Regions from separate parts of the Homo sapiens genome. Here region 2 is linked to region 1. A link is a loop called in an ENCODE intact Hi-C map of the cell type or tissue named here. Cell type or tissue: PC-9. All regions are shown on one strand. Each heading gives the region's core, and the rest is flanking DNA. Links, peaks and the distances in the headings are about the cores only. Region 1 has its middle 110 kb from the start of ZBTB18. Region 2 has its middle 140 kb from the start of SPMIP3.

Evidence for each region. Peaks named below come from ENCODE experiments on the same cell type or tissue, not always from the same donor. Only the 100,000 strongest peaks of a DNase experiment are listed, where the experiment ranks them.
Region 2: a loop joins it to region 1, with 7 times the contacts of the local background. A loop is called at or near these places in 11 of 110 quality-filtered maps.

What each region holds. Positions count from the first base shown.
Region 1 is chr1:244,157,165-244,169,761 of GRCh38, reverse strand. No RefSeq gene overlaps it. Among named protein-coding and RNA genes, the nearest start is that of ZBTB18, 110 kb to the right of the region's middle. In PC-9, for the core only: no CTCF peak of the experiment used is centred there; DNase peaks (open chromatin) are centred at 5,591 and 6,471; H3K4me3 peaks cover 471 bases; H3K27ac peaks cover 3,682 bases.
Region 2 is chr1:244,207,203-244,219,799 of GRCh38, reverse strand. No RefSeq gene overlaps it. Among named protein-coding and RNA genes, the nearest start is that of SPMIP3, 140 kb to the left of the region's middle. In PC-9, for the core only: a CTCF peak has its summit at 8,458; a DNase peak (open chromatin) is centred at 5,239; H3K4me3 peaks cover 332 bases; H3K27ac peaks cover 2,700 bases.

The DNA of each region.
Region 1 (12,597 bases), core at 1,744-9,743:
ATTAGATCTAAGACTGAAACTACAGAAAAGATCCAGCTATGATCTAGGAAGGCCTAGAAGAGGAAGTAGCCAAGGCAAAGGCAGTATTGGGGAATAGTCTTTGCACATTTGAGGTGCGAAAAGACATTAGATATGCCACTAGAGCTCTAGGAGAAGAGCGGTAAGGACCCTGATGGAGAGCTCGGCAGGGGCTAGGTCACATAGCGCTTGCTGCATCATTGTGGCTCACGGGAAAAGACTTGGAGTTGATTCTAACAGCAATGAGAAGCCATTGGTAGTTTTAAGTAGGGGAACTACAAGATTAATTTATATGTTTAAAAAAGGTCACTTTGACTACTGGGTAGAGGAGTAAGAATAGAAGCAGGGAACCCATTAGAAGGTTGTTATAATAGAACATAAGTTGGTTTTAGATCATAATGATGCTATTAACATTTATTAAACACTTAACTATGTGTTAGGGGACTGGGCATGCTTTATCTTAGGTGATCTTCACCATAACCTCTGACTTAGGGATTATCTTCCCCATTTAATAGGTGAAGAAACCGTAGGATTTCAACCTGTATATGTCTCATTTGGGTAGGCTTGCTGCCTCTTCATGCTATGCAACCAAACTGGAATAGACAACCATTACTTTATTGTTTCTGTATGCCTTCAAATAAGAAAGAGATGATGATACAAATACATTCAGGCCAGGCACGGTGGCTCACGCCTATAATTCCAGCACTTTAGGAGTCTGAGGTGAGAGGATCACTTGAGTCCAGGAGTTTGAGGCCAGCCTGGGCAATGTAGTGAGACCTTGTCTCTACAAAAAATTTAAAAAATTGTCTGAGCACAGTGGCTTGTGCCTGTGGTCCGAGCTACTCAGGAGGCTGAGGTGGGAGGATCACTTGAGCCCATGAGGTCAAAGCTGCATTCAGATATCAAAGCCTTACATGTCATTTAAGTGAACAAAGTTCCTTCACAAGCTCTATTTGGGATTGAAAAAAATACTATGGCAGATATCTCTAAGAAAACAGGAAGAACTCAGACAACAATCTCAGGTAATCAAGGCTTATAATACCTTTTTGTGCAATTAAGAGTGATAAATGAGGCCGGGCGCGGTGGCTCATGCCTGTAATCCCAGCACTTTGGGAGGCTGAGGTGGGCGGATCACGAGGTAAGGAGATAGAGACCATCCTGGCCAACATGGTGAAACCCTGTCTCTACCAAAAATACAAAAAAATTAGCCAAGCATGGTGGTGTGCGCCTATAGTCCCAGCTACTCAGGAGGCTGAGGCAGGAGAATCGCTTGAACCCAAGAGGCGGAGGCTGCAGTGAGCCAAGATAGTGCCACTGCTCTCCAGCCTGGGCAACAGGGTGAGACTCTGTCTCAGGAAAAAAAAAAAAAAAGCAATTCTATTTCAAATCCCCAAAAGCTGGGTTTCCCTAGACGTGCTCACACAGGTTTTTACCTCACTCCTAAATTCCAATGGCTTCTTAAATGCTCTTATGTTTGAAATTTACCTGTGGAACATGGAAAATAATTTCTTCCCCTGAATTTATCAAATGGTAGATTTCATACCCCTTTTACTCACCAAAGTTATCTATTTACTCGAGCTGTAAACTTCCAGAGAGATTGAGAAAATTAAGTTCTAATAGACCCAGATGTAGCAAAGGGTTCTTACGAATATTTACTCTTGTTATTCTTGCACATGTGACAAAAAACACAAAAGAACTATAAGATCCCACCACTGCCACAGAAACATGACTAACTCATGGGGGAAACAGGCAATATGGCGTTTGTCTTGTCATCTGAGCTCTCTTAGATTTTCATACCCATGGTAACCTTGGGCAGAAGAACACTGTTCTCAGATCACATTACTTAATTAGCTTCATGAACTCTTCTTTTTAAAAAATCATTACAAATGTCAAGTGCCCATTACTTTTACATTGGTTCCCAGTTCTGATATCCTATCGCTTTCTATAGTAGCAGAAGTTTGTACTAGTAAGCTGACATTCAACATCATCAAACTCCCACTCATTAGTCTAAATAAATCTAATCTAATTAATGTAAACTAACATTTTTTTATCTTTATTGAGCAAGCAGATACTTCCACCATGATGATGTGCTTGTTTGGACTCAATTAACCAAATACTTTCACTCAAACAACTAGAAATTCATTTTATTTTCTTTTTGGTTAAATGTTTGACTAAATTGGTCATTTGTCTGAATGTATCCATCGGTTTAACTGAGAAAACAGATCTAATTATGTATATATGCTCAATTATACTATTGAAATCACTTTCATTTGAAGTCCATTTTTTACTAATATCAGTATTAGTATAATATTTTTACAGTATTTTGCTACAAAAAATAGAATAAACTATTTCCCTTATACTAACACTTTGTATACTCCTCCTAGGAATAAATGCTTCCTCAAAAATTCTGCCACTTGGTTTCTTCTGTCCGTTGAAAATGTTATGTCAGTTTAAGATCTTCTGGACTTGTCATGACAACTTATCAATGAAATGTAGCTAGTTTCACATCATTATTATCACAGACATTAGAATCCAGGCACGATGACCTTGAGATTCCTCATTTAGGCTTGAGCTGTGACTATTACCATTCTAACAAAAATACTACATGCCTGGTGCGGTGGCTCATGCCTGTAATCTCAGTGCTTTGGGAGGCCAAGATGAGGGGATTGCTTGAGCCCGGGAGTTTGAGACCAGCCTTGGTAATATGGAGAAACCTTGTCCCTACAAAATATAAATAAATACTATTTTAAATAATTTTTATAAATAAAAAGAAAAATTAGCCATGTGTAGTGGTGCACCTATAGTCCCAGCTACTCAGGAGGCTGAGGTAGGAGGATGGCTTCAGCCCAGGAAGTCGAGGCTGCAGTGAACCATGATTGCAGTACCGCACTCCAGCCTGGGTGACAGTGCGAGACCCTCTCTCAAAACAAAACAAAACAAAACTGTACAAAACAATAAGGGGGGATGGTTTTGAAAAATGACGTGTCTCCTTTGCTAGATAGGCCCAGAACCATCTAGAACATTCAACTTCCTAACCTCAAACCTAATAGGTTCTGGGTTTCTTCTTTTTTATATGGAATTCTTGGAAAATGTGATATTTGAGTTATGGTGATTAGAATCAGTTCTCAGAAAGGGGTCTGGTCAGAGAGGTGGCTGTCAGAGCTCCAGCATCCCACTGGATGTTTCTCTTCCTTGATGACGGCCTTGGTTGGGTTTTTAATAGTATGTTGAGTTTCACATTACAGCATTTTGTAGACAGCCTGTGGCATGGTTTATAATGAAAAACCTCTCAGGGCCATTTGATATCCTGATGTTTCATCTTGATGGTGAGTTGAGGGGACTGGCACTGCTGGTCCCTAGTCCCAGAACCCACACACACAAGCAAAGTGGAGCAAGCAACACTGTGGAGTGTTGTGAAGGTTTGTATCTCCCAGATAGACAGCCCCGATGAGACTGGAGAAAAAGGTCAGAGTATGCCCCAGCTACTCCACCGAGATGGTCTAGTAGACACTGAGAAACTTGCCTCTTCTCTCCTCTTTCCCCATCTGAAAGCTCCCATCCACTCCCTCCCTGCTCTTTGACCCCTGGAGGCGCTGTAAGGACCTCCTGGCCCTGCGGCTCTCTCAGGTGGAAGCTGTTCTTATTCTACGTCACTGGCTCTGTGTTCAGCTCTCCTAATGGCGCCTCCTTGTCACTTTTCTCTAAATGTTGGGGTATCCTAAGACTCCATTCTTGACTTTCTAATCTATCTACATCCTTCCAAGATGATCTCATCCAGTCCCATAGATTTAAGACATATTTCCTTGCTGTTGACCATCACATTTATTTATCCAGCCCTGACATGCCTTTGAGCTCCAGATTCACATACTCATCTAAGCATCCTTGCTTAGATGACTAAGTGAGGCACCCCACAACCAACAGTGTCAATGCTGAAACCTTCATCTTTTTCTGCCCTCAGATCACTTCTTCCCATCCCAACTGAGCTTTCCCCTTTTCAGTATGTGGCATCATTGTCCACCCAATTGCTCAGACTAAAACCCTTGGAGTTGTTACTGATTCTTCTCCTTCCCTTGGAGTCTACACCCAATCCATGAGTACATCCTGTCAACACTACTTGCAAAGTACATCCCCAAGCTGACCAATGCTCACCACCTCAACTGCAACAACCAGGTCCCAGGTCCCATCATTTCTCCTATGAACTGTTGCTCCTAACCTGTTCTCATCTCCTCATTGCATCCTACAGTCCATCTTACACAGGGCAGATACAGTGATTTTTCTAAAGCATAAATCAGATGATATCACTCCCCTGCCTAAACTTTGCTGATGTCTTTCAATGATGCTTAAAATAAAATTTGAAATGGCCTCCGTGTTCTGGCTCCTGCCTTCTCCTCTCACCTAACTAGGGACCCTTCTCCCTTTCGCCCTCTGCACTACAGTCATACTGTCCATTTAGCCACAGCCATTTTTATCTTAACACCATTGCACCTGCTATCCTGCTGTTTGGGGCACTCTTTCCCCAGGAATTTGTGTGGCCCCTGCCTCTCATTCTGGCATCTCCTTAGAGACGCATGCCTTCCTCACTCTGTTGATTAAGCAGTGCCCTGTCTTCCATCCCAGTCCCCAGGTTCCCTGTCTTATATAAGGGCCCTATTTTATCTCCTCAGTGTACTTAGAAGTACCTGAAATGATAGCATTTGTTTGTTTGGCTTTTTATGTTTGCTCCTTATCTCCCTCAATGGTAATGTGAGATTATAATACCTCACAGGCTAAAAGCTAAGATTATGTTTCTTCCCATCTACCACACAAAAACGTTGTAAGGTTTAATCCAATGAATGCTCCTCTTTAATGTAATGATCAGCATTAGCAATACTCAAACTCATGAAAACATCAAAAAGCACCCAATGCACTGCCCTACAAGGCTAGGGTAAAAATATTAAGAGGCCATCAATGTATCTGCATAGGATTGATTTTGCATTTCACGATGATTCATTAGCAAGAACAGGTGTTTGGAGCACAGGGACTGCGTCTTTGAGAGGCTTTAGTAGGGTCTAAAGTTTCACTCAGCATTGATCATGTGAGAACACTTAATCAAAGTGCATGATTAGTGGAGAGAGTTCTGTGAGCTCGTATGAATTTGGTTTGCTCTCTTTCCAAAGGGTAGCTTTTTGTTCAGACTGACAGTAGATGTCATTGATACCTCCTGAAGGCACAAGAGCCCGCTCTGTTTTGGGGGTTGCTCCAGACCTGCCTGGGATGTGGGAGCTCTGCTCTGACCATGGAGCACCCTAGACATGAGACAACCATATCCATGCCCAGTGACACCTATGTAAGGTGAGGGGCCACCAATCCCCAGGGACCACCCCAGAGGAGAGGCCAATATGGATAATGCCAAAAGCGATGAAGATAGTGTCATGTGGCTAGAAACACCTTCAGCACAGCCTAAGAATATTCAGAGATGCAAACTGAAGAAATGCGGGTAATGGCAAAGGCATTCGAAGAATCTCTTAGCTCTGGGAGTATACACAGGAGGAAATCCTATCTAGGAGGGAAGTGAGTCAGAGCCTGCTTACCACACTGGAGAAGGACAATCAGGTTTTAGAAGAGTCTTAGTACTTTATATCCTTGGGCTTTAAAACATTCTCTGATTTTTTTCATTTTTGATTGTTGAGTCCTGGAACAGTTATCAGGAAGTGCCTTTGGTGAACCCAGCTATGGGGAGAGGAACAGGTCTGGGGCCAGGCTCTGAAGGACAAATGCTCCGGACAGTGCTAGGAGGCCCCCGGAAGGCATTTCCGATGTACCCAGTGCCTTTCTGGAGAGTTGGCAGCAGTTCAAGAACTGTGCCTTATCCCGTCTTGTTAGGATATAAAACCGATGCTGGATATGGTGCATTGAGGCAGGTGGTCTGTAGTTTACATGCTACTTAAAATTCTGAAGCCACCTACAGTAAATGCTTGAAATAAATTGTGGGAAATCACTTGAATAATCTTGCAAACATCCATGTAATGCTTAAACAAAGGCCACCTAGAGACCAGGGAAAGGCTGCTGGAAGCCAGTGCACAGTTTACCTGGGAAGCCCCAGGGAGCAGCATGGGGAAGATGCTGGGAAATTACCCACCTGAGCTTCAGGCCATCCCCATTCATTCTGTTCTTTTTTTCTCATGATATATCACCCAGCCTAATCTCAAATTCGCTCTCAGAAATGGGGGAAGGACATCATTTCAGTTTTCGCAAAGTAACTGATTAAATCCCAGGTTTAAAATGCCTTGGTGAACAGAGTTCTTTCTATGCAAAGGATGAGCCCTGAATATACTATTTCCTTTTGGCCTGTGGAGGACTCTAATGTGAACGATTCTGCCATGTGGTATGAAATTCTCACGTGAATCATTGATGGCCTTGGAGAAAGGAAAGATCCTGATGCACGGCTCATCTCCTTATGAGGGAAATGGCAAACGAACCATAAAAGCAAGCAAATAAACCAACATGTGCCCAGGGAAACAGTGGCCCAACAAATCCTAAGCCATCAGAAGCAGTGAGATGTCCCTAGCAGGAATCCTCCCAACGGCAGCGCTCAGAGCTCCTGGTTAGAATTTCAGTTGTTGCTTATATAATTTCAAGTGATAACAAGAAGCTATTTTATTACTCTACTGGGTTCAGACTCTTGATCTATACTACCACCTTGAAGGATCATTTCATGTGTAATTTAGCAGCATTTATCTGATATGTGTCCAACAATAACTTACCCATTCTCTGTGGGTCAGCCTTATGGAATCTCTAGGGAGGCAGAGAAAGAAAAGAGACTGTTCCCACTCTCTAGGACTTCACGGTCCATGAGAAACAGAGACCAGCAAATCCACAATGGCAATCCGGGGGCCACACCGGCTGGGCAGAGTACAGAGCATGTCAAGGGTCACAGATCAGGGTAGAGGAGGGGCGCCGAATTCAGCCCTGGTGGGCTCCAAAAGGAAAGGTGTTGGGAGCAGAACATACTTAAGGTGAGTTTTCATGAAGAAATAGAAGTTAGCTAAGAGAAGAGGAGGAAAAAATGCACTCCCAAATAAGGAGGAACTGAGGCTGAGGATGGGATGTGTCAGGGAATAAGGCCCTTTTGGACACCTGGCTGTAGGGAACATGGGTGTGGGCCTCTGGGAGAAACTGAGGGAGGTAGAAACCAAGCAATGAAGATTCTTCTAGGCTACTAAGGATGTTGCCATTTACTCTGAAGGCCGTGGGGAACCCAGCATAATTAGGCTTATATTGCAGAAAATTGACTCTGGCATCAGTGTCAGAGGCATTTGAACCAGAGCAACTCCATCTTGAATAGGGGTGGGGTAAAATGAGGCTGAGACCTACTGGGCTGCATTCCCAGATGGTTAGCCATTTGATGTCACAGGATGAAATAGGAGATTGGCACAAGATACAGGTCATAAAGACCTTGCTTATAAAACAGCCTGCAGTAAAGAAACTGGCCAAAACCCACCAAAACCAAGATGGCGACGAGAGCAACTCTGGTCGTCCTCACTGCTACACTCCCACCAGCGCCATGACAGTTCACAAATGCCATGGCAACGTCAGGAAGTTACCCTATATGGTCAAAAAAGGGGAGGCATGAATACTCCACCCCTTGTTTAGCATATCATCAAGAAATAACCATAAAAATGGGTGACCAGCAACCCTCGGGCAGCTCTGTCTGTGGAGTAGCCATTCTTTATTCCTCTACTTTCCTAATAAACTTGCTTTCACTTTACTCTGTAGACTGGCCCTGAATTCTTTCTTGCGTGAGATCCAAGAATCCTCTCTTGGGGTCTGGATTGGGAACCCTTTCCGGTAACATCAGTATAGATGACAGATCAGAGAGCAGCAAGGCTAGAGGTTTAGGATGAGGATGAAGGTGGGAGATCAAACGATGCTTCATCAATAGAATTGAACACAATGGATGACTCACTATATAGAGAGACTGAGGGAAAAAGAGTTGGGTGTGATGTCCAGGTTTCTGATTTAGACAAGCAGACATTTGCTTAGAAATGCAACATTGAGGGATATGTCTTAAAGATGACAAAACTTCAAAAGTTTCCAAGGTAAACCTGTTAAAGTTTCTAAAGTAAACACAAATTATCTTAATTCAACAAGCTTATTCTAGGCTTCACTTTGACTATGAATCAAGAGGCAGAGCTTTAAGCACCCAAGAGGACTCTGGATTGCAGATTTGAGTTACAATGCTTGAAGTTCTCAGGGTATATTACAGTTCCCACGTAAGTGGGGTGTGACCTTGAATGCACAAAAGATGAGGACCCTAAGAATAGCGATTCTGCTGCCATGCAAGCAAGATATATAAATATGAATGTCAAGCCACTCCAATGCATGAAAGGCTTTAAAGATGCCTGAGAGTTCCAAAGTGCACCGGGCCTCACATAAGCACAATGAAATGATAATGAAGACAACCAGTAGCAGCGACCACCCACCAGCGGTTTTATTGCTGTAACTAGGAATGAAGGGTCTCCCTGGAACAATTGACACTGGATGGCATTGTCATTTTTAGCACATGCTAAAGCTGTGATTGTGAAAGGAATTGTCTCTGTTAAACCAAAGCCAGACTATTTATGGACATCCCTGCTCCCACTCCATTCTTGTGCCATGGCCATAGGTAGGAAAAAATGGAAAATGGCTGCTTGGTTGCCACACATTTTCCCATAAATCCCCTGTCCATGCTTAATCAACCAAGGAAGAAATATGCGTCAGAGGCCTCTTTTTGGAGGGCTTTGAGCTTAAGTTCAGCAAAGGCCCCTACCTTCCTATTTATTCCTTCACCTTCTGCAAACCTTGGGTCACGGTCCCCACTCAGGCCACCCACAATGCTACAGGTCAAAGGACTGCACTTAACCTTGGTGGGAGTAGCTTTCCAACAATCAGAAGAGACAAAGTCACTGACTTTAGTATGTGGAATGCAAATATCAGACAATAATAACGTCATTGTCCCTGTTTTAGAAACACTCACACACAGGCAAGCACAAAATCCTCGACAGTCTATGCTGTAGGAAGTGAGCTCAAAGAAACAGTTTTTGTGCCCATCTCCTCATTACTCCATAGTTAAGACTACTCAGCACTAGAAAGAGTGTGGTGAGGTTTTTGTGGGTTTCAGTCCTTCCTGGTTTTTTAACTCCATAGTCCAAGTAGATGAGCAGGCAGGAAGACTGAGTATGACGACTACACCGTCCATTTCGGTCTCTCAGGCGCCAGCACAGGTTTGGAGGCAGAGCGAGGAAAAGGACTTTGAAGTCAAGTAAGTTTATGCATTTTTTTTCTGCTCTAAGAAGTACAGTTTCTCTCAGTCCAAGAGCTCCATTCAACTGGACATCCAGCCTTTTTTTTATTTGATTATTTCCTACTGCCTATTAGGTGGCTTCTAGAACGAGGAACCTCTATGTTCAAGAAACATGATGTGTCAGACACTGGAGGGAGTGAGGGCTGACAGGGCCTACACAGTGTGGATTCCTTCACAGAACTAACAGGGATGCCTTGCACCCCAAGAATTCTATCAGGGATGACAGGCCACTAGGAAGTCCTCAGGACCAAAAAAACTTGCAAAGACAAGCATTCCTCTGACAAGAACTGAGGCCAGTTATGTGCTGGCATAAGACCAAATCAACTGAGTCTCTGCCAAGTAGGTTGTCATTTCATTCAGACTCGGGGGACATCCACGTGGGGGTAAAGATTTCGGGGAGGGGCACAGTGGAACCAGAGGTTGCATCTGACCAGCGTCCGCAGTTTCAAAGACACTTGCACAGCCTTTCCTAATGGCCTTTAATCTACAACGAGCCACAACGATGGTGCCCCGGCCACCACCAAGCAGATCCTTTGGAATAGCAGGCTCTGGAGTCACACACACCTGCCTTGGGTTTCACCTTTGCCCTCCGTGATCTGGGTAACCACAGGTATGTCCATCTGGCCAAGCTTTGGTTTCCTCTTTGGTAAAATTAGGTATGAAAATAATATAACTTCCCTGTGGAATTATTTTGAAGTGCTGTGAACTAGTGCCTGGAACATCCCAGCATTCAATAATGTCAGGTATGAAGACACAACTCTACTCCACAGGGCAGAGCCAGGAGGATGGAGAAGCGACGGCCCAGCATCTGGGCACAGAGCTGGGAATACAGGACTTCTCACTCTGAATTTGGATGAAAATCGTGACTTCCAAATTAGACAGCATTAGAATAAGGCCTCTATTCTGGATATTTCTGGCCTTGTTTGTCTCCAAGCCCAAATGCACCATGCTGCTAATCCCAGGACACAGGGATTCACAGCACTGTGCCAGGCCGTTGTTGGCACCAGGGAGACAGAGGTGTAACATGTTTTGCCTTCAGCTCCCTAAACTAACAGGTAAAGTACATGCCTGAAAACCCACTATCCCTATTTCACCACCTTCAGCAATTGTGTGTTGTCTGCAAAACAGATTTTGCTGCATTTCAACCAAGGTCCATATACCCGCAATGGGCCTGAGGTTACAGACTGCTAACAACACTGCCCGGTTTCTTACCAAGAGAAACTTGTCCTAGACTGGAACCCAGGAAAGAACTCCTTCAAGTACAGTTCTGACTTTGAATGAGCCTCAGATGTGTCTACATCTCTTGGACAAGGAGAGTTACAGGTAGATAAGAGTCACAGCAAACAAACTTTGCTTCCCACTTGCTGGGAGTGCAGGACTGGAGGAGAAGGAGAAGAAGAAGGGTGGGAAGGAGAGAGGGAGGAGGTAGACAAGGTAGATAGAAATGTGACAAAATTACCTATGTACTTATTAAAGATGAAAGCTGATGTGGCTTTAGAGAAGAAAATCCCTGCATTAACAAATAGTGGCCGGGTGCGGTGGCTCACGCCTGTAATCCTAGCACTTTGGGAGGCCAAGGCAGGTGGATTACTTGAGGGCAGGAGTTGGAGACCAGCCTGGCCAACATGGTGAAACCCCTTCACTACAAAAAATACCAAAATTAGCCAGGCGTGGTGGTGGGCACCTGTAATCCCAGCTACTTGGGAGGCTGAGGCAAGGAAATCATTTGAACCCAGGAGGCGGAGGTTGCAGTGAGCTGAGATCGCACCACTGCACTCCAGACAGGGCGACAGAGTGAGACTGTGTCTCAAAAACAAAAACAAAACCAAAAAACAAATAGCGACTTTTCTTATTGATGACTCCACCTGAAAGACGTATAATTTCTATTGATAAAGCTGGTTATTTTTAATTTCGATAATAAAAAATGAACTTGTATTCATCTCTGATGTGCTATTACAACTACCACAGAATGCACAATGGAGGCCACAGCATGACAAACTGTAATTCATTCAAAAAATTAGATATTTTTACCGAAACAATGGCTTCAGTACAAATTGGCTATTCTGTAAAACATTCTAGGCCTATGTCTGATGTCTGGATATTACTTGTTATGCTATTGGGTCCATCTAAAAGTCATGGTATTGTGAGATTGTAACTAATACTGTCAGAGGCCTGAGCCAGAGTGACTCCATCTTGAATAGGTGCTGAATAAAATAAGGCTGAGGCCTACTGGGCTGCATTCCCTGGAGGTTAAGGCATTCTAAGCCACAGGATGAGATAGGAGACTGGCACAAGATACAGGCCACAAAAACCTTGCTGATAAAACAGTTTGTGGTGAAGAAGCGGGTCAAAACCTACCAAAACCAAGATGGCAATGAATGTGACCTCTGGTCATCCTCACTGCTCATTGTACCCTAATTACAATGCAGTAGCACTCTAAGAGACTCTCCCGCCAGCACCATGACAGTTAACCAATGCCATGGCAACATCAGCAAGTTACCCTATATGGTCTAAAAGGGGAAGAACCCTCAGTTCTGGGAATTGCCCACCCCTTTCCCAGCAAACTCATGAATAATCCACCCCTTGTTTAGCATATAATCAAGAAGTAACTGTAAGTGTTCCTAACTGAGGAGCCCATGTCTCTGCTCTGCCTATGGAATCACCATTCTTTATTCCTTTACTTTTTAAATAAACTTGCTTTCACTTTATGGATTTGCCCAGGATTCTTTCTTGTGTGAGATCTAAGAACCCTCTCCTGAGGTCTGGATCTGGACCCCTTTCTGGTAACAATACATCTTGATACAAATTATATAGTGTACTCTGATTTCTTAAAAGTAATTTTTGAAATTTAAGGCAGTACGAAGTTGATTTAGTAGGCAACTGCATACACCCAAGGACTCTGGGTACTTAGAATTACGGTAAAAATGTCCCCAAAACCCTCAGTGTCCTAAACAGATATCTTCAGTGCCAGTTAGATCTAAGCTGTTTATCCTCAAAAAGCAAACAGGTACAGCAGCATTATTCACAACAACCAAAAGGTGGAAATAACCTGTCCATCAACAGGTGAATGGATCAATAAAATGTGATATAATATTATTGGAATATTATTCAGTCATAAAAAGAAATGAAATTCTGACACACGCCACAACATGGGTGAACCTTGAAGACATTTGCCAGAAGGAATAAGCCAGTCACAAACCACAAATGCCGAGAATAGGCAAGTTCAAAGAGACAGAAAGAATAGAGGCTATCGGGGG
Region 2 (12,597 bases), core at 2,025-10,024, 50 kb before region 1:
GTGTCGGTAGGGTCCCCAGTAGGAGTGATGCTTCCCCCACCCATTGCTGCCACGAGCCGGGAGCCAGCACCTTCTTTCCTTCCTTGGTTGCAGTGTAGGGAGCCTTGGACTCTAGATGCTTGGTGAGCTCTTCCTCCTGGGCTGGGCACCAGAGGAACCATTTCTCCTGGGGGTGATGCTTCCCTAGCCCATCCCTGCCCACTCCTGCCCCTATTCCCAGAAGTAGATGTGTCTCCTCCTCCTTCCCTTCCTCACCCTCAGGGCAAACCCAATTTCCCCAGCACTGGGCCTGGCACTGGAGCCCCTTGTCTTTTAACTTGGCTTTTTCACATTGCAGCACTTTAACCCTAAGGAAACACCTACAAACCCTGGGGACCAGGTGAAGGACTGCAAAACCTTTCTGTTAACTATGTCTCAGGCTCTGATTGATTTTTCACTCACTCAGTCATGCCATGGTCACATGCAAGATGGGCAGGAGAGCAGCAAGGAGGCTATTTCTGTCATATATTTCCAGTCCTTTTTTTTTTCATTTAACACATGTTTTGAGTGTCAGTCATTTACAAGGTTCTGAGCTTAGAACTTCAGAGAACCCCCAAATGCTTAAGTCCCTGCTGTCAAGAAATTTGACATTTAGAGGGGCTAATGGAATAAACATCACCCCCAGGCAAGGCAGACCAGCGTAAGTGGCCCCAGAAAGGACCTCATGGGTCCAGGGAGAAACGCAGCAACCCTCTCCTAGAAGAGCTCAACTCGTGGGTCCCAGGAACTGCACATTTGAGTGTATTCTTTCACTCGTGATCTCCATCTCCCAAGTTGGTGCCTGCTTGTTGCAATCCAAGAAAATGGGTTGGACACCTGTCTGGGGACCCTGGAGGGAAGTCCTGGATCTGGGAGGGAGCCTCGGGCCTTCTCCCTTCAAGCTGGATTTGTCAGGAATATTTCACTCTATACCAAGACTGACACAATTCTTTCTGAATTTCCATTTTCCTGGGAAACGCCGCTGGAAACACAGAAACTCTTTTGATAACGAGAGATGAACAAGTTTGGAAACAAGAGCTTCTCTCTTTTTCCCTTTTTCTTCTTGGCGGCATCTTCTGTCTGCTCCACGAGTGCAATTCTGCAGGTGAGATAGCATTTCATTTTTTTCTATAGAGATGCTGTTTCTCACATCCTCCCTCTGGCCTCTCTCCTTAATTTGACAAAGAATCTCAAAGAAGCCAGTTACTTGATGTGGGGCAGAGGCTGGGAGACAGCATTTACATCGTACATTCCCCAGCGCCCAGGCCCTGAGGCTGGCGAGATTTCGTCTCCCAGCTCCTCCCCGCCCCTGCCACATTCAGCTTCCAGATCACAAAAGCACACAGTGTCGTCCACTCACTGATTGGCGTGGCCTGATAGGCACCTCTCACAGTGGGCGCTTTGTGCTTCTCCCTCCAGACAATTGGCAGGAGAGTCAATAGCCACACAGTCTCCTGGGATCTGTCCCTTGGTTCATTCCAGCCACACTGGAGTCTTTCCACCCCGTGCTGCCAAGGGTTCCTCCTTCAGGGCAGGGTCAGCACCACCCCTGGGTGAGGAGAGCCGAGAGGACGGATTCCAAAGCCACCCTGTTGACAAAAGGGCTAGAAAGAGATGGGCCAACTCCCCAAACTCTGTGACTGGAAAGCAAAGTAGGAAAACAAAGATTATGGATGTGCAACAGGGCTTTGATTTATTTGATTTTGATTATTTGGTGAAGAACTATTGACCGGAGGGAGATGAACATCCTTACTGGGAACTGTCTAGTAACCAGGTGTGAAGGAGGGCCGGTGTGAAGATGCTGGTGTCTCAGCATGCCTGCTGCCCTCCTTTTCAGTCTTCCTGGTGCTGAGATATTCTGTGCTGCTTCCCAAACTCCTCTCCCACCTGCACCTGCCCACATGCTGCTGAAAGTGCTGGATGGCATAGACTTTTACATTATGTAAGAACATGTATTATTGGACATTCTTGCTACCAACATCCAGCCCACATCTAAGCTCCAGATCTTTTTGGAATCATTCCAATGTCAAACTCAAAGTAAAACAAAATTGATTTTGAAAACCTTTTTGAGTTTCTGTACTCACTCACCCCGTAACAACTAGAACCTCCTGCCCACTGGTGTCCTGGCCCAAAGGCGGGGACTCCCTCTCCAGCAGGGCACTGACAGACCCTAGCCTGCGGCTCCAGCATTCTTAGCCTGTTTATTACAGGCCTGAGATGTGCTCCTTTCATGCTTTTTAATGTCACCACTGAGTTGGGGGCAAAAATATGAGCCAACTTGCAGGAGTCCCTAGAGTGTGTAAATCCCTGAAAGAGGTGCACGTGTGCAACGTTGTATTGACTTCTAAGGCCCCACCATGTGTGTACACGCAGTCATACTGGATCCTCACAAAAGCCCTGGGAGGTTCAATACACTTGTCCTCATTGTCAAAGGAGGAAACCGAGGGTTGCTGGAGCTCAGGGATGTGAAGTCCCTTCCCGAGTTAGAGCAGAGTGGCTGTTTGAACTATGATGTCCTGTTCACTCATTCTCGTCCCCTTTTACCAGGCATCATGCTTCCAGAGCCTGCTCTTGGATTCCAGGCCAAGACAAGAAGGAGGAAGAAGCAGCCCCTGAGGATTGCTGTACAGAAAAACATGTCCTGTGCTCCTCCATCACTCCTCCATCCTTCAGCTCCTTAGATTTACGCTTCTTCCCTCCTGAGGGCCTGGGAACAGAACTGCCCCAGTCAGCAACAGGAAGGCCCAGAAAAGCAGGCATCTGCCATGGTGGCATTCCTCAGCTCACGACCTGTCCCGGGCCTGCACGCAGACACCTCCTCTCTCAGGCACCACACCGCTGCCTGATCCTTTCTTCTACCCTGAGACTTGGAGGACACAAGTGTGACTTACTGACATTGTTTCTTGTGGCACTTTAGCCACTGGCTCTCCCTTTAAAAAGTCTTTGGATTCAGGGCTGGGCGTGGTGGCTCACACCTGTAATCCCAGCACTCTGGGAGGCCGAGGTGGGCGGATCACAAAGGTAGGAGATTGAGACCATCCTGGCTAACACAGTGAAACCCTGTCTCTACTAAAAATACAAAAAAATTAGCCAGGCGTGGTGGCGGGCGCCAGCTGCTCGGGAGGCTGAGGCAGGAGAATGGCGTGAACCCTGGAGGCGGAGGTTGCAGTGAGCCGAGATCGTGCTACTGCACTCCAGCTTGGGTGACAGAGCGAGACTCCATCTCAAAAAAAAAAAAAGTCTTTGGATTCAGATGCTGGTGCCATGCTTGCGCAGCCTGCAGAACCATGAGCCATGTAAACCTCTTTTCTTTGTAAATTACAAGTCCTACATATTCCTTCATAGCAACACAAATGCACGAATACAACACTTTACCTATCTTATTCTCATGCCAACTTTATGAAGGACAGATGGACCATTCCACAGATGAAGAAACTTAAGAGTCTTTGCAGCAGTTATAGCCTCTGGTTTCTGTTTTTAGAAACAGCAAAAACAACATGAAAGGACAGCCCTTCTCTGATAAGGGACCCACCTGATAACACTGGCTTCCCTTCCTCAGACCACGGCAGGCCTCGAAGAGAAAGCTCTTTATACTGCCCAGGTAGGCTTGGGCACCTGGGGTCACACCCCTTCCTCTGCCCACAGCTTTCCGAGGACTGTGTCCCTTCTGCCAACCTTGCCTAGGCTCTCTGCAACTTGTGGTCCAATATATATACAAAGGCTGATACATAATTATGTATATATATAGCCACACACAAATATATATACTTACATGCATATATGTATACGATATATACATATATTTATACACATATTCACTTATATACAGTACATATACATACACCTATATGTATAGGTATGGATATATGCATTTACATATATAGATATACATATGCATTAGTACACATATATGTGTGCACATATAGCTGAATAAAAACATATGTACATTCCCATCTTTTATTGGTTCTTACTATGCGCCCTTGCTACAAACTGTGCTAAACACTTGATATAGTTTGGATGTCTGTCACCTCTGAATCTCAGGTTAAAATGTAATTTTTCAGTGTTGGAGGTGGGGCCTGATGGGAGGTGTTTGGGTCGTGGAGATGGATCCCTCGTGAATGGCTTGGTGCCATCCTCTTGGTGATGAGTGAGTTCCCACTCTTCCCAGTTCACGTGAGATCCGGCTGTTTAAAGGAGCCCGGCTCCTCCTCCTCCGCCTCTTGCTCCCTTTCTTACCATGTGACACGCATGGCAATTTTTCCTTCTGCCATGACTGGAAGCTCCCTGAGGCCTCACCAGAGGCCAAGCAGATGCTGGTGCCATGCTTGCACAGCCTGCAGAACCCGAGCCATATAAACTTTTCTTTTTCTTTTTTCTTTGTTTTCTTTTGAGACGGAGTCTCACTCTGTCACCCAGGCTGGAGTGCAGTGGTGTGATCTCGGCTCACTGCAAGCTCTGCCTCCCGGGTTCAAGTGATTCTCCTGCCTCAGCCTCCCCAGTAGGTGGGATTACAGGTGCCTGCCATGATGCCCACTAATTTTTTGTATTTTTAGTAGAGACGAGGTTTCACCATGTTGGCCAGGCTGGTCTTGAACTCCTGACCTCGTGATTCACCCGTCTCAGCCTCACAAAGTGCTGGGATTACAGGCGTGAGCCACTGTGCCCGGCACCTCTTTTCTTTATAAATTACCAGTCTTATGTATTCCTTTATAGCAATGCAAATAAACGAATATAACACTTTTCTTATTTTATGCTCACACCAACTTTATGAAGTTTGGAAGGACCATTCCACAGATGAAGGGACTAAGGCCAGGAGACGTTAGTCAGCTCCCCAGGGTTACATGGCTAGCAAGTGGCATAGCAGGGATTGAATCCGGTGCCTCCTCACTCCAAGCACCATGCTCTCCTCTATGCTATTCCCCTAGCCCTTCACAGCCCAGTGTGCCCCTGGGATGAAACCCTCAGCCCTCCAAGGGTACCAGGCAGGCACTGGCTTGGATTCCCTTTGGGGTAAACCAGTGTGGCCACATTCTTGCTCTTTTCCCAGACCTGAACTTTTTTCCTTCCTATTCACTAATGTTATCAAAACAAACAGAGAGCATGGTTTATGGTGCATGAGGCTTAATTTGACTTAATATATAGACCGCACATATTCCTCAGGAATCCATTAAGTTTAATTGAGTGCAGGCTGTAGACCACGTCCGAGGAAGGACCCGGGTCATCTACAGTTCACATGGCAGAAATGAGTGAGTCACTCGTTGATGGCACAGCCAGGGCTGGATTACCTTGCGGCTTCCTTCCTTAAATGGCCAGAGATTCCAACTGCTGCGTGAATAACAAAGGCCTTAATGTCCCATTGGCCAGTGGAGACCAGGCCAGCAAAGCAAAGGAACCTCAGCAGCTGTTTTTTTCCAGAGTGCCGAAGGCTGCAATCTTAGCCCGGCTCAGCTGTCACGGTGAAACCTAGTGGGGTCCTGCCGGGAGAGCACAGATGGCTCAGGGCCATCGGTCCCACCCCTGGAAAACCACAGTTGGAATCTGTGTCCTGTGGGCAGGGGTCTCCCATGCAGTGTGCTCTGTGGCCAACCCCCTGCCCAGGGAAGCATTGCTTTTTCACTCGAAGGGAACTGCATTATTGGGTAATGCTTCGGGCATAGGAAGAACAGTATTTAAGAATGCGCAGGATGACAAACTTTATCTTCTCCCTCAAACTTTTTTCTTGTTCTTTGGGTTTTATATATTTTTTTTCTTTTTTGAGACAGGGTCTCACTCTGTCACCCAGGCTGGAGTGCAGTGGCACGATCTCAGCTCACTGCAACCTCCACCTCCCAGGTTCAAGCAATTTTCCTGCCTCAGCCTCTCGAGTGGCTGGGACTACAGGTGCCCACCACCATGCTCGGCTAATTTTTGTATTTTTAGTAGAGACGGGGTTTCACCACGTTGGCCAGGCTGGTCTTGAACTCCTGGCCTCAAGTGACCTGCCCACCTCGGCCTCCCAAAGTGCTGGGATTACAGGAGTGAGCCACCAAGCATGGCCCTCCCTCAAACTTTGAATGTCTTATCCACTGTCTTCACTTTCTCTTTCCTGCTTTTTTGTTCTTGACACTCCATTTGTGTCTCTGGAGGACTGGCTAAGTATTAGATAACTATTAAATGACAAATAATAATGACATTTAATAAATATTAAATGTTAAATGTGCAATGTGCTTCTTTGTTAATTAAGCTAAAACAGAGGAATACAAAAGTTTCCATCTATGTGAGGGTCACCCTCATCTCAACTTCTGGTTCTTTCCTGAAGGAAGTCTATGAAAAATCAAGATTCCCCATTCATTATAATGCCCCATAGAAACGGATTATTCTTCTGATGAAAAGGGGGAAAGGATCAATGGTAAACAAAGAACGCTAAAAAGGAGATTGGGAGCAGAATAGCTTAGAGGTTCCAAAGATGACTTGCAGAACCCACGCACAGGGCTTTGAGTGCTAACTCTGACACATTGTTGGGGGACCTTGGGCAAGTCCCTTAAACCATCAGAACCTCAGCTTTCTCATTTGTGAAATGGGAACAATAATACTGAGACTACCGGGAAGGCAACACGAGGTAATGTGGAATGCTCCATAGTTCGCAAGAGCTCAGGAAATGTGGGCTCCATTTCCCTCCTCCTTTTCCCCTCTTAAAGTCTTGATATTTTTCAGCTGTGTACGAACAACACTGGGATGGGCTTTGGCAGATCGTTTAAGGCAAGTTGACTGCCCAGAAGAATTTGTTCCAATCCTAAGGCCTCTCCATATTAATAGGACTGATTGTGTCAAAGCTGATGGAGTCTTTGGTTCCTGGCCAGGGTGCAGAAGCATGAGGGCCTCTTTCATGCTTATGAATGACTGGGTTTGGTGAGCTTCTTTGATGAGCTTCTTTGTCCATATTCAAGGGAATGGGGTCAGTGTCCCTTCCCTAGAAACACTGCACCCACATCTTTGCCCCTTAAAGGGCTGCTTTGTTGTGTCTGCTGTTGTTTTATCTAAACTTTCTTTAAATTGACCTCCTTTCTCTGCAGTATATGCTAAAATAATTGGCCCCTGACCAAATATTTCTGAAAGGAGCCCTAATGCTTTTGGTTAAATGCCAAATAAACAAGTCTCCTGCTGGGGGAGGGTCCTCTTCTGACAGACCCAAAGCCTTGCAGAGCATGAGGCATTGACCACTGTCCTCTCCGCAGATGGAGAGACTCCCCAGGGTCTGTCCGCCTGAGAATAGAGCCTACCCTTCTGTGTGGTGGCACCATCTCCCCACTCTTTGTCTGTCTGCCCTGCAAGGCGTCCCTGTCCTCTGGCTCAGCTACTGTTCCAGGATCAACAAACATGTTGACTTACAGTAAGTCCTCTTGGCTCCCCCATCCCCTGCTCCCTCCCATTGCCCAGAACCATGACATGGAATTAAAATGTGGCCGAACACCCAATGAAGCTATTATGATTTGAACCCAATGAGTATGACCTGACACTCCACGAGGCTGGTTGGGTTTCAGTGGCTAAAACTGCCCAGCGTGCTCAGTTATTTCTTGACACAGATTTCACTCTCTAAAACGGCCTCTCAAAAAAGGATGGTGAGCACTACAATCCCATTTTGAGGATGAATTTGAGAAAGAATGACCTGGAAGAGTACAAATCAAAATGTTAGCATAAGCTGCATCTCCAGCATGGGATTATAGTTTATTTATTTTATTTTATTTCTTAGCTGTATTTTCTAAAATTTCCCTAATAGTCATGTTTCATTCTTGCAATAAAAAAATGAAAAGTTAGGTTTTCAAGTAAATATTGCTAAAACAGTGGCCCACAAATACATCATTTTTTTTCCTGTAGGATGAGCCAAATGCTGACGGTTTTCCTTTTTTTCAGGTATAAATCATTATTTGCTTTGTGTGAGTTGGTGAGTGCTATTTACAAGGCTATTTTAAACTAACAAGCTTATTTTGGAAGGTTATGATAGACTTAGAGGGAATTACAGGATTTGAGTTGGGCAATATCTTGGACGCAGTGCCTGTTATGATGGACAAGAGAAGAAATGACTAAGTGCCTCTTTGGCGGAGACGGAGCCGGAGCAAGCCACTTTAAGTTCCAATGAATTCAAGTAATTACCTTTTTTATATGTCAGTAAAAAACTTCAGCACCCCCTAGAGAGGCTAGGTGTGGATGGTGTCTCTCTTTAACACTTCTTTTCCCAAGACTGGCTAAGGAAGGAATTTGGCTTGATTAGGAACCTTAGTGCTTGCAAGCGTGTGTGTTGAGGTGTTTTTCTGGTGAGTGGTTAACTCATGTTTCAGAACAACAGGGCAGCATTTAGAACATAAAAGAGACACGCAAGATGACTTTCCCGCCAATGGGACGCTCTGGGTTTAGGTAACACTGAACCCTGTGGATGCGCAGAGGTGCTTCCTGACCTGCACTGAAGCCTGCAGAAGGTAGAGGGCGCCATGGGTGGAATTCCCACTTGGCTCCCATATCCGCTGTCAAGTTCCTTAGCTTCCGCTCTGTCCCTGAGTAATGGGAGCAGCTGATCCTGTGTTTCAATGAGTGCTTGCTTTCTGCCTCCAGGGCCCCAGGGAGACCCAGGCCCGCCAGTACCCAGGGCCTGTGTGCGCAGAGTCCGGGTGTTGGAGGCCGCTGCGGAGGGGCTGGCACGGTGGGCTGGGCCGGGAGCCGCAGCGCCCCAGGCGTGGTGTGCCAAGTCTCAGCAGAGCAGACCGGGCTTGACCGACGCTGGCTCCGAGCAGGCCGGGCGAGCCCTCCATTTTGGAAAGGCTCAGGGGATGTTGAAAGGATCTGGCAAGGTTCAGGCCTGCTACAGAGAATCGGTGCTTCTCCACCCGCTTGGATTTGGTGAACACTTCGCAGACACAGGCGGTGATGCCAGCCTTACGAATAAAGAGACTTCCAGAATATCCTGGGGCTCACCTAAGGGAGGGCTGCTGGAGAAGAGTGGCTAGGATGGGAACCTGTGATATTTTCATAGGAAATGAGCGTTTCGTCTGTGCAAACAGTGCACACGAAATCTCCTTTGCGTTACACGTTGGAAATGGTTTTGTGTTCAGAGCCAATGCGGCGGCTTGGGGTCTAGTGTTGGAAAGAATCATAACCCTGATCCTAAAGAGAATGTCAGGTTCTGGGAAGTACAATCAAACATAAAGTTCATTCCAATATCTGGCCCGAGAAGGCAGGCCGGGGGAACATTTCTTTATGTAATAGGGATTCCCATCAAAGTTGTTTATAAGCTGTTTTATGATGCTGTGAGTTGTGATGCAAATCCTGTTCTCTTATTGATTTATGTTATGGGTTTGTGGACTGTCAAAATTACAAAAATAAATCTTAATTTGGGCTATTATAAGTTCAGAATTTGTGATAGCTCAGATGTGAATCTATGAACGTTTATCTTTGTCTATTTAGTTACCTGTTTCTTCTTAGAGAATACAGATTAACAGGACAAAAAAAAAAAAAAAAAAAGCCCCGATGAACAATGTTTAAAATCATTGACGGAAGAAATTGTTTCCAAGCACCCACAAGTAAATAAACACACATGTATTGAACACTGCTGGTCACCACGGGGTGGGGGTGGGGGTAAGGATATAAAGAGAAAGAGGAAGTCTCTGCCCTCAGCATTTAAAACCAACACTAGGTGAGGTGTGGTGGCTCCTGCCTGTATCCCAGCATTTTGGCAGTCCAAGGCAGGAGCATTGCTTGAGGCCAGGAATTCGAGACCAGTCCGGGGAACATAGCCAAATAAAAAAATTAGTCTAGCATGGTGGTGTGTACTTGTAGTCCTAGCTTCTTGGGAGGCTGAGGCTGGAGGATCTCTTGAGCCCAGGAGTTGGGTGTTACAGTGAGCTATGATTGTGTCACTGCACCCTAGTCTGGGTGACAGAGTGAGACCCTGTCTCTAAAAAAAAAAAAGTTAAAATTAAAAAAAAGCAAAAACAAACGCCAAGGGCTCAAATCACTAAGGGCTCAAATAAATTTAATACAAGACAGAGTGCTTTAAATATATCCCTTTCATTCCCAACCTTCTTAAAAGAGGAAATTATGTTTCTTGCTGCCTTCCTGTACCTCACGCTCAAATCTCAAACCGACGAAGCCTGATTTCTTTTAAAAACCTTTTTTTAATTTTCAAAAATTAGTTTTTACTTTTTAGAGATTATTTTTTGGAGACGGAGTTCTCACTATGTTGCCCTGGCTAGGCTCCAACTCCTAGGCACAAGCGATCCTCCCGCCTCAGCCTCCCAAGTAGCTGGGACAACATGCATGTGCCACCATGCCTGGCTTGAAGCCTGATTTCTAATCCTTCCAATCAACTGAAATGCTAAACATTCACTAATCAATAGGCAGTCAGGAGCCTGTCTTCAGTTCTCCTCTTGCTTAAATCTTAGCAGCATTCGATGCTACCGATTGTTTTCGACTTCTTGTTACACTATGATCCCTGGATTCTTTCTCCTGTCTGGTTTCCATCCCAGCTTGTGAATATTCTTTTAGAGGCTCTTACTGACTCTTCTCTCAGTCTTACAATGCCATTGTTTCCCAGGGTTTCATCCTCATGTTTTCTCTTCTCACTCCGGATGCTTTCTCTGAACAAGCTCATAAGCTCCCATTATTTCAACCACAAGTGATATATACCATAACTCAGAAATCTGCTCTTAGCGCTGACCTCCCCACCGACAAGTGTAAGCTTCCTAAAGCTCCTGAGCACTAAGTGGCATACAAAGAGGAAGATTATTATGTTGGCCGTGTGAGGAATGGATTGGACAGAGGTACAGTAGGGAAGGCATGTGGACTAAGAGCCTTTTGGGTCTAGGTGAGGGGTTATGAGGTGCCTTGAACATCTTGATCTACTGTAAATTTGCTTTACTTCCATTCTGCCTCTTCCCACAATATCTTGAGTTATGTGTTTATGTGCCCACCTCCTTTACCAGGCTGTGAGTTATTTGAGGGGAAAGACTATGACTCTCATCTTTGTCTCTTTCGTCCACAGTAAATATGGTAGTATGAGCTACTTACACCATTCAGGCAGCAGTGGGATAGGAAAAGAGGGAAGACATCTTTGATGTTGATACACTCATTGAAGGCACTAGTTGACCAGTTGGATGTGAAGTCTGAGGAGGTGAGAGGAATGGAGGAGGATGCTGAGCATCAAGTCCGGGTGACTGGGGCTGGTGAGACCATGAACTGAGAGAAGGCACACGGAAACAGGGGGCGGTGGAGCCAGCGTGTTGGGATTTGGGTGCAGAGAGACTGAGGCACAGTGGAGTTTGGATGTGGAAATGCTCAGGAGGCAGGTGGAAGCACAACACTGTGTTGACCTGCTGCGACTTAGTTCATGAAACTGAAAGCATTGAGGCTGGGAGTTTAAAAAATGGAATTACGCTAGGTATATCTCCTAATGCCATCCCTCCCCACTCCCCTCACCCCACAACAGGCCCCGGTGTGTGATGTTCCCCTTCCTGTGTCCAAGTGTTTTATGACGAGTTAATGGGTGCAGCACACCAACATGGCACACGTATACATATGTAACAAACCTGCACGTTGTGCACATGTACCCTAGAACTTAAAGTAATATATATGGAATTACCCCCTGAATAATGGCTTCTGAGGGTTTAGGAAGGTCCTTAGAAATCATCTAATCCAATTGTTTGTTGAACGCCTGACTCCTCTGTACAGCTTTCCAGCTGACCTTCCTGCACTTTGGTCTCAGTTGGCAAACTCTCCCTGTGTTTACAGCATTTTTCCTTTTTGATTCACCTTCAAAGACTTCAAAGTCTCTTTTACTTCCAGTTTTAAGTTTCTCTAGCCTTTTTGTCATAACAGATTTTTGTCAGTTATCTGTTTAGAGAGAACTTTTCTTTCTTTCTTTTTTTTTTTAGAGATAGGGTCTTGCTATGTTGCCAAGGCTGGTCTGAAGTCCTCACCTTAAGTGATTCTCCTGCCTTGGCCTCCCAAAGTGCTGGGATTAAAGGCATGAGCCACCATGCCTGGCCTAGAGAAATCTATTACTGAACATTTAGCTTAGGGGTCCATAATTTTACTGTTGGGCTATCTGAAAGTAGGGTTGTTTTAGACTCTGTAAGAGAAGCTTTGGGTTAACTGGGAGACAAAATGTAAGAATTGGCTTAATTCACAGCAACTGACTCTATTATATCTCCAAGGTTTCCACTCTTGGATTTGCTAACTCTTAGGGAAGCTAGAAGCAGACTGCCTGCATGTGGGTCTTGGCTGTATTCCCTACCAGCTGGGAACATTCGGCAGGTTACTTAACCGCTGAGAACTTTTGTTTCTTCCAGTAAATGGAGATACTGGTGGTATGAATTTCATAGGGTTGTTAAGAAGATTGAACATGAAATGCTTAAACAGTCTCTGCCATGGAGTAAGTCTTCATGATGAATATTAGCTTTTATAATTATGACCTCAGGCACACCCATCCACACACAGAGCAGTCACCACCAGGGAAACATGGTGGATTGAGGAGAGATGGCAGAAGTGGCCCTCGCCTCATCTAATGACAAAGAAAGGAAATGACTAGAACCGATGAGGTCTAAATGTAAT